2 separate regions of the Mus musculus genome follow, and region 1 is linked to region 2. The links are chromatin loops, found by intact Hi-C in ENCODE. Cell type or tissue: heart. All regions are shown on one strand.

Region 1 (8,000 bases), 1.4 Mb before region 2:
TTTATATAAGTCATGAGTTAAAGTCATTTAATTTAGCAGGCCATAGAACTCAAATTGAATTCAATACTATTATCTGATCAGACATTAATCTTAACTAAAACTGCCTCTTTTCATCTTGGCTTAACCTCTTTTCAAAGTTTTCCCTGAAGGCTCGCAGTTTGGTTGAATAGATAAATGGACTTTTATTGCTGTGGTTCTTTATGATTGAATCTGTCACTAGATAATTTTATTAAGGAAAGGAGTTGAACTTTTCCGAGAAATTATTATAAAAAGTGATTCAATGTGATTCATTTTTAGAACACAGTACATTATGAACACATGTGAAGTAGAACAAAAAGTTTTTTAGGGGTTACTATTCATTGGTGGTGGGGCAAGAGGTAAGACTACTAAGACCCTTTAGAAGAAGTGTGAAAGTACTTTTCCTTGACTATATGTAAGTTTCTAGGAACATCATAAGGAAAGAAACATAATGCAAAAAAATAAAAACATACCTACATATTCACATTTGTAAAAGTTAAATATCAGAATAAAATGCCAATGGTTTTCAACTGAACTCATAACAAGTTATAGATTCAATAGTTTTATATAACTGTACACACATATATGCATGCATATAAAAATCCATCATAGTTCTATATCAAGCTGTAAGCATTAATGCATTACTTCTGTGTATAATGGAGGAGTGAGCCTTCACCTTTTTCACTTCTAGAGGATGCCCAAGGTGCTATGGTCATAGCCTCTTTATTTGACAGCCTATAAAACACTCTGCACTTAGAAAAAGTTCTTTGCTTCCAAGAACTCCAGGTGGTACGAGGTTCAACAAGATAATCCAACATCTCTACTCATCTTATTTAACCAGTTCAGCAAAATCAGTGGTTACTAGTGGCATATTCACTAGAAATTCCGAGGTTTCAATAATTACAATGTGGGCACATTTAGGGAACAACTATTTTGTCTACCACAAACCTGTAGGGAGACAAAAATATGAATTAAGCATATTTTATGTTGGATTTAGCATTGTGATCAATGTTAAAGATCTATGACAGGCAGAATCATGATAACTGGAAAAGTTATAGTAGCTAAGTGGTAGGCATTATATTGAAAGCTTTGTGTATACTAACACAACAGTGCTATGACATATTGTATAGTTAAGAAAACTAAGGCACATTTGTCTAAAATTGGTTGATAAATGGTAGAGTTTGCTATAACAATCCAAACCCTCTGGGTTCAGAGTTCATAAGCCTAATAATAATGACCACAGTCAATCACAACAAAGATGACCCATCATATTAGAATATATTCTGCTAATATAGTCCTATATTTGTAAAAGAAACATTGTATGGAAACAGGCAGAAAGACTTATGATTACTTTAATTTTATTTACTATCAATATTTTAATATGCTCCTTATCCACATTTGTTCAAGTTATCTAATCAGTTAAATGTTATTTTAGTGACTGTAAGGATAATTGTTACTGGTCTATTTGTTAAATGCAATAAAGACTGTGTAAACTTGTAGTGAAACTGCTCAGAGGAGATACACACCCAGGCATGAGAATTTTGTCATAGCTGAGTATGGAGTCACCTCTAACTGGCTTAGATGCTGTGTGCTCAGGACAGACAGTGAGTTGTCCTGAAAGAAAATGAAGTGGGTGTGAATAAACCTTGAAAAGCACTTTAAAGCCATTTGTCAAGGTGAGTCCAGATGGAGGTATGCAGATGTGTAGACATTTCCCCCACAGAATCAAGGTAATTAACAATAGTTATGTCATCAGACAAGTCAAGGAAAGCCCTTAGCACCTCATAGCTAAACACTTTATGACCTTCTTTCTAAGTGAAAATGCAATCGACTTTCCAATTTCAGACATCTCTTTTCTCTACACACTTCTATGGAACAGCTAGGACTCTCAGCTGTGATTAATGTTCCTTCCAGGAAGGTGTTTAGTTCCAGGGACAAAAGGAAAAGCAACAAGAAAGGTACAGCCACCTCAAGGAATGGGATTGCATCTGTAACTAGGGCACCTTTGCAGAAGCCCGGCATTAGCTATGTTGTGTATAAAGGACGTGATAGGAATTTACTTCACAAAGAAGTAAATACTTAAACACCCTCTAAACATGTTTAGTATCACTTCTGGGTGAAACTAGAAGATGGCTGAGAAACTCATTAAAATATCAATGATGGTGTATTGCACAGTGATTTGGGACACCAATTTTTATTTACAGAAGATGAGCATTCCAACTTGACTGTTCTGTCTGAGAACATGCATCTCTTTTATAGAGATACTTCTCCTGCCTAATATTTTAGTTTCTTTTACTTGGGAATTGGCATTGTATCACTTCCCAGGTTTCCTGTAATGAATGAGACAATGTGATGTAGATTCATCAAGTAGATACTAGTTGCATACAATACTGAATTACCATCAATTACATTTGTCGTTGCTACTATACCAGTAAAATATCTACCATAAAAGCCCTTGAGGAATATTTTATTTGATTGGGTTTCCCTTAAGGCAGATACCAGATACAAGATTACATCACAATTGCTTTATTTGAAAGTTGTCCCAGGAAGTCATGGGGACTGGAGCAGAGAGATGAGATGAAATGAAATGGTTACTATTGTAGAGAATCAGGACTGAATGCTGGTGGAGACCCCATGGCATGGACTAATCTGTTTTTGGCATTTCCAATATGTGCGTTGAAAAGGCTGAGGTCATCATCCCCCACCTCTCCTCCGTTGCCCGATAAAGATGGGTTTCAAGGAAATCATTTTATTTCTTAGCCAAGAGCCTCCTCTGCTTAGGAAACAATTCAGTGTGCCCACAAAAAGAGAGGAATGCCATGTGTTGAAAGGTCATAGTTCAGTGATTAAGAATGAGGAAGAAATAGTGACTACAGATAGAATTACGTTTTACGGTACAGTCTAAATGATTCTCAAGCTGATGCTGATGGAAGGGAGACTAGGTCCTCAGTGTGGGTAAAGTTACCATACACAAATGTCGTTTTTCAAGGAGGCTTAAGTCCTACTTGTCTCACGAACCTTGTTGGTTAGCTTTTTTTCTTTTTTTCCGGTTTTACATCTCTAACGATGGTATTTTTTAGCTCCATGAACAGTTCTTTTCACTCACAGCACTTTATTCCAATGGCTTTACTATCCAGTGGATCTCAACAGTACACCCTCTCTCTGTAGCCAGATTAGGAATGCTTTCAGTAGCTGTTGGGACTGTAAATGAAATGCCCTCTTCTGAACACCAAGGTCTAAATGACCATCACTTGCTCCAGCATGTTTTTCCCTTCAGCTTTTTACCCGTAGGTGGCAGCAACAGGCTCCAGAGTGCGTGTCCGCAGGTAACTGCTGCTGTCAAACCTGGAGTATGACCAAGCAAGGACACATAACCAACCGGATGGTGCATGAGGTCTGGTAGATAAGTGCTCAAATTTCATCGGCTCCTTCCATTGTTAAGAAAGCAGTCTGAAGCACCAAAACCAAACTCCTACATTTCCTCTGGCTCCCTACATTTTGCAACTTCAAGAGGCAATTCCGTTCGGTCCTTGTAGCAGGCTAATCTTTGAAACTCTGGAATCTCTGTCCCTTGCTGTCCTTGCCTCGTGCCAAGCACAGGACTGTTGGTTGGCCGCCACCGTGTCCACTTCTCTCCCTCCGCTCTTTGCTGTAAGTGCATGCAGGTTTTCCAGTGGGGAAGAATGCCTTAGCGGCACCCCAGTTGATATCTCACCATCCCTTTTCATAACCGTACTTTCACACACACACACACACACACACACACACACACACACACACACACACACACACACCACAGCTTGCACGTGTAATGCTTCTGGCAGGGTTGCCTCAGCAAGACCGATACCAACAAAGCAAGGCATCGCCAAGCAAGCAAGCAAGCAAGCACGCAAGCAAGCAAGCAAGCCAGCCAGCCATGCCACCGGGACTCCTCCGACCCGATCCCTCGCGTTGTTCCCGCAGTCAACGCCCCCGCAGCTCCCAGGCACCGCGACACCACGCCCGCAACGGCCAGGGCTGCTGCCCGCCACGACCTCTGAGAAGTTGTTGATTGGGAGGGGATCCGCTCATCTAGGCAAGGGGAAGGGCGCCGCAGGGCGTCCGCGCGGCCCCCGCAGCCGCCCCGCCCCTGGGCCCCGCACGCGGAGCGCAGAACAGAGGCGCCCGGCGCGCATCTCAGCCGCCCCGGGAGCCCGCGCACCCGTGCGTGGGGAGGGAGTGCGGGGCGGGCGAGCGCTCGTCGGGCGTGGGCCGCAACTTGGCGGGCCAGATGCCCCAGGGCTCGGCGGCGCTGTCTGCCTGCCGCTGCTGCCCCTGCGGGGCCCGGGCGCGTCTCCTTGGGCGGCGCTGCCCGCGGCGCTGGGAGTGCAGTGAACGAGTAAAGGTATGTGTGGCGGGCGCGGCTGGGGCAGCCGCCGCCGCGCAGGACACTGTCACTTCCCTGGACATTGGCAGCGGCATCTGGGAGCCCTAGAGCCCTGGGCAGGTTCTCCTGTCCTTCCCCACGATCTGATTGGATAAACTGGGGCCTCGACGGTGGCCGACGTGGGACAGCCTGGCTGTGGCAGGGGTCTCGGAAACCATGGGTTATTGCAGTGGCAGGTGCACGCTTATCTTTATCTGTGGCATGCAACTGGTAAGTGACGCTTGGGTTCTCTTATTCTCTTATGTACCATTGAGAGAGTGGGCAGGGAGTGTAGTAAGAGATCTGCCATTGAGCAGGACGGAAGGGAAAAGAAGAGATAAAAGATGCCACATATTACCTGTATTTAAAATGATTTTAGGGGTGCAGCAGAAGTGAGCCTTTCTGCCTTTCCCCGTTTCTGTCCCTCTAAGGACAGTTTTGCAGGTGCAGGTTAAACTTGTTATCTTTAATTTCTTTAAGGGAGTGGAGATGTTGCTCTCCTTTTATGCTTGGCATTCTTGCTAATGTGAACAGGATGGTTGTCATATATATTTTACTATATATGCGTGTAAGTTGAAAAGCAGATTTTCAGGCTTTTATATACTTGTTTTGAAGTATTTATTTATCGTCGCTTGATATTTTCTTAGAATATATTGTCTTATAATTTTCTTAAAAACTCCTTGTTTAGGTCAGATGTGTTCTAGCAGCATTCTGAACTAAAAAGCCACAGTGAGTTCTAAAAGTATGTAGATCAGAGAGAGATACTTAAACTCTGCAACACCATTGCCCCAGAGTGGACCTTTAAAACATAAGAGCTACAAAAATTCCAAGAAGAAATAATATCTTGTCTTCCATAATGTACAATATTGCCACTGAAATTGATGCTATTGTTTGATCTCACAGGATGGGGGATTGTATGTAAGTTTGGAAGAATATCCTATTGCTGCTTTTAAAAAGCCAAGAATGCAAATAATGTCTCGATTTCAATTCCTAAAGGCAATAGGAGGAGGGGCTTAGGGGAAGATAGGGTGAAAATTTATGTCAGTGGCAAATGGTTAATTTGAAATAGGGGGCACTTCTGCAACACCAAGTAGCTTTCCATAGAAAGTATAAATTAGTCTAAACAGTTCCCCTTATTTGTTTTATAAAGGGTTGGGGGCTGTAGAATGGAAGACAATTATTGAAAATCCAGTCATCGCAGGGTGTTTAAATGAACAAGAATTTGCTATTAAAACTGACAAAAGAATTTCTTAAGTTTTCTTCACTGTTTATCACTTGCAAAGACCTGCAGAGGGTTCTTCTTTTATTTCTTTCTTTTCTCTTTCTTTTTTCCTTTAAAAAAACTTACTTAAAGTGTTTGAGGCATCTCAGCTCTGGTATCCCACCGCCACCCAGGAAAGTCCTGGATGGTGTATTCCTTAATCTGTGAATTGTGTATTATGGACTTGGTTGTAAGGGAAAAGAAGAGATCTAATTTTAGGAGCTTTATGTATTCTCAATGCTATGTAAACCAGCTTCTATATCTCTACCCCAGATTCATATAAGTATTGCAGCAAAGAACTATTGCCATTAACAATAGAGCTAACCAGAGTTTACTTTGTAAAACTACCAATGTAACCCAAATATTCCAAGTTGCATTGCATTTCCCAAACATGTGTGTGTGTTGTATAGGTTTCAGAATAGTCTATATTTGCAGTATCACAGTTGTAAAGTGTAAAACTAAGAATAGGTTGGTGGGTAGAACATTCTTATATTCCTCTCAGTTTAGAAACATGGAAGTTAACTCTAAATTGTTTAACGTGAGAGGAGCTTTATTAATGTGGTAGGGCAATTGTATGTAGGGCAACTGTATGTATTGGGATCAGATGACATTTTGTATGATGAATATAAATTCTTAAAATAATTGGAAAATATAAATATACCAGTGAGGAAGCTAAATATACAAACATGATACAGCTGTAGATTTCTTCTGTTGCTCTCTCTCTCTCTCTCTCTCTCTCTCTCTCTCTCTCTCTCTCTCTCTCTCGTGTGTGTGCATATATGCAACTATTTCTTGTAGAGGAGCTAGAATACTTAATGGAAAAGAAACCTTAATAATGACTATGTTCTCCAACAAAATAGAGTTGGCTGTAAGACAGGCATGTTCAGCCTAAGCAAGCGCACAGCTAGGGGTCCTGAGAAGTATTCTATGCTTCATGAGAAAATCCTGGTCTTTTTCCTTTCCCTCTTCTTGTGCCACCAGACTAATATAATTAGCAGCCATGTTAATGCAGAGATAGAACAAAAACAAAGGAGAAAGACAATTAATTGTTCTAATGGAGTGAAATAGTAAAAGCCTGTAGGGCATAAGAGATTCTTGTTCATTGCTGTGTTGTAGAGATATTTATGCAATCTGACATAAAGTAACTCTTTGCAAAGTGTTGTGGAACACCTATGAGTGGAAGTACATGTTTCACTCTATGTTTATAGATACAAAATTTTGGCACATCTTTGGGTTAGTCTGGGAAAATTTTATTTTACATAAAAACCATATTCCCAGCCTAAGTTTTGACTTGTTGTATCATTGGCTGGCAGAGAGATTCCAGTTTTGTTGACTTCTGAAATGTTCAGTGTGTTGAGACTTTTATGCCTGCTTTACTTTCATAAACACAACCTGAGATTTGTTAAAACTACTGGAAGCCAAAGATACCTAAGATTAAATTCTCTTTTTATTAAATAACTTAAGTTTCTAAAAGCATTAATCTGTAATCTTATAAATTGAGTGTTGTGTTTCAGTTGAAAAATTACATCAATTTATAGCTAATCTTAGAAAAGGATGTAGTATTGTTAAGTACTGTAGAAACAGAGACCTCATTTGTCTCATTATTTTCAAAGCAGATGTGGTATTTTGGACATTTGACATGTGAAGAACAGGTTCATAAGCTCCAGAGGCATTTTTCTAGCCAGGAGTGTATATCCTTGCTGTTAATTATATAAAATATGTTTTTAAAATCTCAGTGTTTGACAGAGTGAAGGCATAAATATATGTTTATTATTGTAACATCTGAATATCAGGTCATAAAATAAATGAAAATTCCGCACCATGATAATTTAATCTAAAATTTTATTCAATGAGAAAGTGTCCACAAGTATCATAAATTGAAATTTCCGAGTTGTATGGTTAAACTCACTTTAGATATCAGTGTGATTTTTGTAAAAAAAAAAATAAATGTAATTTCTGGAAAGAGATTTGCTCCTTGGGCAAAATCCAGAAGTTAAGCTCATAATCGCTAGGATGTGATTTCCTGGTTATCGTTGCTGCCTTCACTGAAGATTTCAGATAGTAACAGAAATTATCACCGTGTTTCCAGTGATGGGTTTAGGATTACAGGCCAAGATAGAACATTCAGTCAGCTAGTGAAAGAGTCTACCTTTTGTCCCTCAGGTTTTCTTTGAATCAAACACAACTTTCCATAGTATTCTAATATTTCTCAGTGAAAAATAACTCAACATAACTTATTTTATAATGAAAACACAACTTTATTTCCAAGTAAGTGAGCTTCAGATCACATACATATTGATATACCAGAGTCCTGTG
Region 2 (8,000 bases):
AATGCAGCAGAGATTGAAGGGAAGGCCATCCAGAGACTGCCCAACCTGGGGATCTATCCCATATACAATCACCAAATGCAGACAATATTGTGGATGCCAGGAAGTTTTTGCTGACAAGAGCCTGATATACCTGTCTCCTGAGAGGCTCTGTTAGAACCTGACAAATAGAGAGGCAGATGCTAGCAGCCAACCATTCGACTGAGCATGGGGTCCCCAATGGAGGAGCTAGAGAAAGGACTGAAGGAGCTGAAGGGGTTTGCAACCCCATAGGAAGAACAACAATATCAACCAACCAGACCCCCCAGATCTCTCATGGACTGTGAAGTAAGAGATCTAGATCATGAGTGAATGTCACTGCCTATTTCTGCCAGTCCACACATTAATTAGGAAGGAAACAAAACATTAACTAGCAAAATATTCACATTATAACAATAACCCCTCACTGGATGGATTTGTGCCCTCCATTTCCAAATCAATACCCTAACTGTTACTGTCCCAGAATGTGACCACACTTATACATGAAGTCTTTAAGGCAATATTTCTCAACCAGTCTGTTGTCCTACCCCTTGGGGTAAAACAACCTTTTCACAAGTGTCTAATATCAAATATTCTGCATATTGGATATTTACATTATGATTCATAACAGTAGCAAAATTACAGTTATGAAGTTGCAACAAATAATTTTATGGTTGGTGTGACCACAACATGAGGGGATATATATATATACACACACACACACACATATATACATATTAGAGAGTCGGATCATTAGGAAGGCTGAGAACCACTGCTTTAAAGAGACAGTTACTTTTTGATGACATCATTAGGGAAGATGTTAACTCAGTCTTCACACTATCTTCACAGAGAGAGATGAGGTACTCAGAGAAGAAAGATAGTTTGAAAATGGAGGTGGGGTATAGGTGTTGGGGTGAGCACGACTCATAGAGAGAGACCTGAGAGGACACCAGCCCTCTAGTCTTAATCTCAGACTCTACAGATCCATGAAAAAAAAATTTTCTTTCCATTGTTTAGGGCGTGTAGCAGTACTTTGTAGTGGCATTCTTGAAAACAGATAACCACTCCAGACAGGGAGACTAGGCAAGCCCAAGAGTCAGCAGTATGGCAAGGAGGGGTTTTGAGGAGCTGGCCTTTCCTTGCCAATGAGAAGAAGGACAACACCGGAAAGTCCATGCAGTCTACCTTGAACTCTCAGCAACTACAAATGGAAGGTCAAAATGATGTTGAGAGCTGAGTATACTGTTAGGAAACACTAGACACCCAGGAAAGACAGCACAGAGCAAAAGTAGCTCCCCTTCCTTGTTCTCCGTTAAAAACTGTGCTAGGGATGATGAGATGGCTCAGACACTCGGAGTTTCGTTTCCTGAGGCAGCTCACAGCAGCCTGTGACTCCAGCTCTAGGGGATCCAGTGGCCTCCTCTGCTTCCTTGGGCACTGCCGCACACGTGGCCTATATACACATATACATAAAATAAAAATAAAATAAATCTTGAAAATCAAGCCCAAACTAACAACTGTGCTTGTAGAATTCATAATTCATTTTTATGGCCTAAATTTCAGCTACGGAACCCAGCATACTGCTTATAACTTTCTGAAACCTCTGGGATCTTGCTCACAGCACAAGCAGCATGAGCAAGCTTTTAACTAGTGCAGGCTGGCTCGGCTCTGCCAAAAGGAAGGTGGAAATCCTGGTCTGGAAGGGGAGTTCATCCCAGAGCCCAGAACAGAAAAACCAGAGCAGTCTAGGAAGGGCAGTGCGGTGTTCTGTGTTTATCTTACTCACTGGAAAACATACCAGTCTGCTGACTCTTTCAGGTCACTTACTAGCAAAATAAACATTCTGAAGGCCACGGTTATGGTATCACACTGTCTACCATGCTCAAAGCGTTGTGCCTCAAACTAGCTAAGTGGATAAATATATACTAAGGAAGGACTACTATCATGTTTAAATTTTCATAACTTTAAATTTTGTTCATGGCATTTCTAACCCCCCACATTTTTTAATGCAAGTTTCTTTGAGTGAACCACACATAAGTTTATGTGAAAAATCAAGAAATTAAAGCCACAATTATTACCAATGGCCTATAATCTCTCCTTATTTTCCCTCCTTCTTTTCTTTCCCCTCTTCCCCCTCTCTCCTTCCTCCTCTTTTTCCTCCCTCCTTCTTCTATAGGATGCTTTCTTGATCCAATTCAGTTAAATGTTACCATTTCATTTCAAGAGTGGCTGAGAATCCCACAAAGCCATTTTCTTTGTAGCGTTTCTTCCTTTGTTGTAGCCTCTCTAGCATAGCATGTGGTGAAATGAGCACCTGGCATGAGTGTCGTCTGTGGTGGTAAGTTAGTCCTATGGACTCATTCTCTTGTTTCCATAATGTACATATAACTGTAAACACATGAGCCATAAAATAAATAAATGAAATGAATGTCAAGCCTTTGTAGCCACATGCTGCTTGGTATGCTGCCTCTGAAACCCTAACTTAATACTAGATGGAGAAATGGCATACATCATGAGTATTTGAGGTGTGTACTTGGGTCCAATGAGAAAGAGCAGGGTAAGATAAGTTGAGTGATTTTATTGTGCATCTGTCATTGTTTATTCAACTGAGTGAAACTGAAGCTTCAGCTCCAGATAGACGTTGTTTGAACCAATTATGCCTTACATGTGTTTGGAGGAAATTCAAGAATCTCCCTAGGTTTCAATCAAGGCATTGAGAACAAAGGGTGCGATACAACATGAATCGTGCGGTTATTGCAAATTGTAGCTGAGCTAATCCATATCAGACCCTAGGACAGTGCGTGGAATAAGGTTGGATGCAATGTAAACCACAAATTGAAGCAAAGCAACATAAACATTTTTATCATCTGACATATCCTATCTACAAAATAGAGATAATAACATCTCATTTTAAAGATATTGTGAGGAAAAATGAGCTTATATAAGAAAATTGGCTAAGAAAAAGTGCTTAGAATGGAATACATAATCAAGAAATGCTGGCTCTTATTCTCATTGGTATTTCCATTGAAACAAGGGTTTCCTTTACAGGCTTATTTTAGCATCCTTATGATTTGGCATCCCCTGGTGTTCATTTTGGACAACACAGTTTTGAATCTATTTGTAATCGCTAATTCACAAACTATTTTGCCTTGTCTAGATGAGCTGTGAGTTTTAAATATTTCTATTGAAATTGATTTATTTTTAAAGTATTTCATACACCAACTTTTTATCATGAAAAATGAGTAAGATTTAATATACACTAAACAATAGCCTAATGATAAACATAGAAAAAAATAACCTCCTATAACACTTTGGAAACTTAATTCCCTATTGGTGGATTTCATGGTATAAAGAGTTAAGGAAACTTCACACAGAAAAGCAAGTTTTTAGAATTGAATCTGCAAGATTTATGAAAAGTTACTTTGGAGGACAGGGGTGATAGCGTTTCCTCAACAGATACTAAATGTACGAACACAGGAAGTTACAGAGTCACTTGCCTCACCGAGGAAACTGAAAGCTGCTACAAATGGCTGACTTTGTATGCAGATCCTGACTGGACCTGAGGCAGTACTTGCAGTGGTCATCGGGAAAACAGAGAACTGTGGGCTTGCTTGACAGAAAGTCATTATTTAGTCTGTAAATGAGGCCACTGCATATTCACAATTTCCCCTCAAAACTCAATGCTTATGATTTGTCGTATGCATGAGTGTAGGTGTGTATGTGTGTTTATGTGTAAGTGAGCACATGCGTGCATGTGTTAGTGTGTGATGTTAGCAGATAAGTAGGTTGGAAATCAGGGGAGGTGAAATAAAAAATAATAAAATAGAAAGTAAAATTCTGACTATATAAGAGGAATAAAAATGATTTTTTTTCCTCTGCAGGATATTGAATTTTACAAGCAGCCTGCTGGATCAACCTTGCTTTTAGATTGATTTCATTCATCTTTCAGAAGAAGCTTCTGTGCTCATTTGACAGACAGTAGCGGGCAGTTGTGAATTTCCCATTCTGAGCTGGTTAGGCTGTGACACTGCCTGAGAACTCCTGGAGCCTGTCCTGTCCTATCAGCTTCCTTCAGTTTTAAGTGAATACTTTAAACTGTTGACCCAGCTCATGACCGAAAAGCTTTTTTTTTTTTAATTACTCCAGTGGGAAAATAGATGGACTAATAAATAGAATAGATATGCAAAATATGTAGCATCCCAGCAATGGGTATGAACATCTATGCAGCTTAGAAGAAGCCATCTTTTTGGCCAGGCAAAGACTTTCCAGTGCCAACTCTCTGGGGTCCTCCAAACTCCTAAAAGCAGCCCTTTGCCTATTATCTTATAATTAGTTTTTAAAATTTATATATATATATATATATATATATATATATTCTCCTCTCATACATCACATTCCAACTGTAGTTTCTCCTCCTTCTCCTCCCCTAGGGTCTCCCTCTCCCCCTCCTGTCTCCCCCAGCTCTTACAAGTAAGCACAATTAACTTATTGGTTACTCAGAGTGGATTTGATAGAATCCTACTTTGTCACTGAACCCTTATAAGGCTGCGGGCATTATTCATGATTTTCCAGGAAGAAATTCTCATCAGGGTGCCCCACCCAGTTCTATCAAAACATTGCATTTTTACTCATGTGGTATCCGTTTGTTTTTTTTTTTTTTTTAATAAAACTCTATAGAAATGATCCAAGCCTGTGGTCTGCTCCAGTTGGCATGCTCCTTCCTTCACACTGTCCTGAAATGTCCACCCCTCCTTCCTGGATAATTTATACTGTTGTCATACACACCTTTCTAGACCAGACCAGCCTTTGAACACTGCAACAGAATGTTACTTTCCAAGTTCACACTTGGGAATCCTACAACTGAGTTAAGAAACAAGAAACAGGTTCAAACAATCTTGGTCTACAAATTTACATTGCACTCCATTCATAGTTGTCCAGGCGGCACACATTGCATTGCACTTTTTTCAAACTTTAAGGAAAACAAGTACAGCCAACGTATTGAAAGGTAGTGATTTTGGATTCCTTCTGTTTTCCAGATTTAACCATAGGAATATTTGAAAGTATAACTAGATTTTTCCTGGTGCTTATAATAGTTCACATAAATATAGAACCCTTGTTTATCCACTTCATTTATGCAATTCATGTTGATGGGAATTTACAAGTTTGAAAATTTTGGTTATTATAGTCAGTGCATGTGTCCTTCTACACAGACAGGGTTAAGGAAGATTCTTCCAGTTCTGATGAGATGGAGACCCAGGCATGAGCTAGATGGACTGAAGCTCCAATATTTCAACTTTGTTGTGTACTGCTCCACTGTCCTTCGATGCTTCTGTGCAAATTTACCTCAACCATGGGTGAAAGCAGCATTGTTTTTCTTCCTGTGGACACTATTGTTTGGTGTTATGATCTTGATTGTCACGTGGCTTCAGAAGGATCACACCAGGCCAAATAGTTCCATGTGAGGTTTATTGGGGTCGGGTGTGGGGCAAGGTGGCAGTAGAAAGAGAAGGGAGAAAAGAGAAAGAGAAAGGGAGAAAGATCAGGGGTGCCTTTATTTATGGATGCTGATGTAGTCACAGATAAACTTGGGAGGTGAGCTAGGTGGATTCTGGGAATATGGTGGCTGTTAACTTGGCAATTGGTGTGCGGGTCATGCCTATGTGATGTCACAGGTTTCAGAGGTCCTGATACCAATATACCTCCCTTCTTGTTATTATAAAGAGAAGGAAAAGAGAGAAGGGGGAAGCTGATGGTGAAAAGGGAATGAGGGTATTGTGTCTCTTAAGCTACTTCCTGCTGTCTAGGGGTGTCATCAACTTTGGTGTGCAGCTGACTTTCACCATCGGGATCCACTTGGTAAATGTTCGCATCAGGTTTCTCTGTGGACAGCAGATCTTCTGTGGGCAGTGACTGGTAGTCCTGTAACAGGAACTGATTCATAGTTTGGTTAGATTTTTTTTTTATTTGTCATTGAAGGAATGTAGAAACAAGATTAATGAGGCAGGGAGCAAATAATAACACCAGGAGGATGACTAGAAAAGGCATTACAAAAGGTAGTATCCACTTCCATATAGGGTTTTCGAAAATCCCAGAAATTCATGTTCCTTGAAATTCTTTATGTCTGACTGTAGCTCCTGGATTTTATTTCTCACTATCCCAGATTGGTTGATGTAGAAACAGCATTCTTCTTGGAGGAACAGGCAAAGGCCACCGTCTTTATCTGTCAGGGCATCTAGCCCCCATCAGTTCTGAAGCACCACAGCTACCAGAGAATCGATCTGTTTCTGGATAGTAAGCACAGCCTCAGTCATTCTTGAAGATCGCTTTTAAATTGGGAAGTGAATGTATTATATTGGGTCATGGAAGTTGTTTGACCTGCAATTCCAGTACCAACATCTATGGCTATTGCCATAGTGACCAAGAGTGGCACGACCTGAACTGCCCTCTTATGTTGGGCAGCTATCATATCTACATCTGGGATTGGCAGGGGCTCATTTCCCTGGATTACTCCCAGTTCAGGAAAAAGGAGTACCAATGTGCAAACTCCTAACCAGCTGATGGGTAGGCGATGATATGCCTGAGTGTCACAAAGAATCAACGTGTTCTGGATTGCAGGGCATTGTGGCAGAGATGATATATCGAGGGTTATGGTTCTATTGCCATCTAGGGAACTTAGCATTCCTATAGAATGTGTCCCAGACGTATTAAAACAGTTTGCCATGCCAAAGAGAGGGATAGAAGTAACATATGGAGTCATGGCAATGTCAGAGTCAGGGCAGCTGGCAAAAGGTGAGGTAAAGTTACTTGACAGTATCACTGGAGACACTGCTAGTGACAATTGTGAGTTAATTCCAGGGGGTACACATATCTAGCAATCTTTAAAGTGACCAGGCCTGGTGACATTAAGGAGTTGGTATGTCGACATTAAGGCCTGAAGCAAAAGATGAAATGACAAGTTAGTGCCATTTATGAGGGGTGATGTCAAAGAGGGGATAGTGGAAAGAAATGTATAAGAGTTAGCCATAATGCGATGGAGGGGGAACCACTCCAGAATTAATGTGTCTGAGGTCTGGAACCAGTCGATAGGTTCCATTAGGTTTCTTGACGGCTAGTATAGGGGTGTTAAATGGAGAAGAGGTGGGGCAAAAGAGTTTTTTCCTTAAGTGGTCAGAAATGATAGGATTAAGTCCCCTAAAGCTTTGGAGAGAGAAAGGGTATTGCGCTTGGGTGATGTACCTGGTAGAGTCCAATAACTGGATGACAACAAGAGAATGATGTTTAGCAAAAGAGGGGTTCTGGGCATTCAAAACTCGAGGGTCCACCTGAGAAGTTGGTAAAGGAAACAACATGTTAGTGTTAGTATGTTGGCTGGCTAGAAGAAGGAGCAGAGGTACTTCTGGTGAGCTTGGGTTTAGGCAAATAGGAGGAGCAAAGGAAATAGAGGCTCCCAGCCTAGCTAGAAGATCCCTTCCCAATAAGGGGACAGGACATGTTGGCACTACCAAAAAGAAATGGGTGAGAAATATACCTCTAAAAATGCAGCTAAGTGGTGGGGTCTGATGAGGAAGATTAGGTTGTCCTCCTACCTCGATGATAAGAAAACTCGAATGTGCAGTGGGTCCCCAAAACTCTGTCAGGACTAAGTAAGTGGTCCCGGTGTCCAAGAGGAAGGAGATGGGCCACCCACATGCCATGATAACTACCCAGGGCTCCTTGCTAGTGATAGGCGTGGTCAGGTTGAGGGAACTTTGGCTGCTTCAGTTATCTATAGCCAAGCCTAGGAGGTCGGCTGTCTTATCTGGGAGTGATGTCTCTCTGTTTTGTGCTACTTGAGGGCAATCAACAGCCCAATGTCCCTTCTGATGGCACCTAGGACATGGTCCTCTTGGCTTGTTGGGGATAGGGCAGGCCCTTGCCCAGTGACCTTGCTGACCACATCTATAGCAAGGGCCTGGTGGTCTCTGAGCCTTAGAATGCCAGGAGTC

What was found. Peaks named below come from ENCODE experiments on the same cell type or tissue, not always from the same donor. Only the 100,000 strongest peaks of a DNase experiment are listed, where the experiment ranks them.
Region 1: a loop joins it to region 2, with 6 times the contacts of the local background. A loop is called at or near these places in 4 of 42 quality-filtered maps.

Annotation. Positions count from the first base shown.
Region 1 is chr10:32,886,297-32,894,296 of GRCm38, reverse strand. Nkain2 (Na+/K+ transporting ATPase interacting 2) reads left to right here and starts at 4,382. Exons shown (of 7, transcript NM_001013411.2): 1 at 4,382-4,654. The coding sequence starts at 4,601. In heart, a CTCF peak has its summit at 3,304 (motif pointing right); DNase peaks (open chromatin) are centred at 3,856 and 4,536; H3K4me3 peaks cover 1,653 bases; H3K27ac peaks cover 1,060 bases; H3K27me3 peaks cover 693 bases.
Region 2 is chr10:31,461,126-31,469,125 of GRCm38, reverse strand. It overlaps Gm51764 (a long non-coding RNA gene), which reads right to left. Exons shown (of 3, transcript XR_003948861.1): 3 at 6,229-7,337. Among named protein-coding and RNA genes, the nearest start is that of Gm51764, 16 kb to the right of the region's middle. In heart, a CTCF peak has its summit at 3,104; no DNase peak of the experiment used is centred here.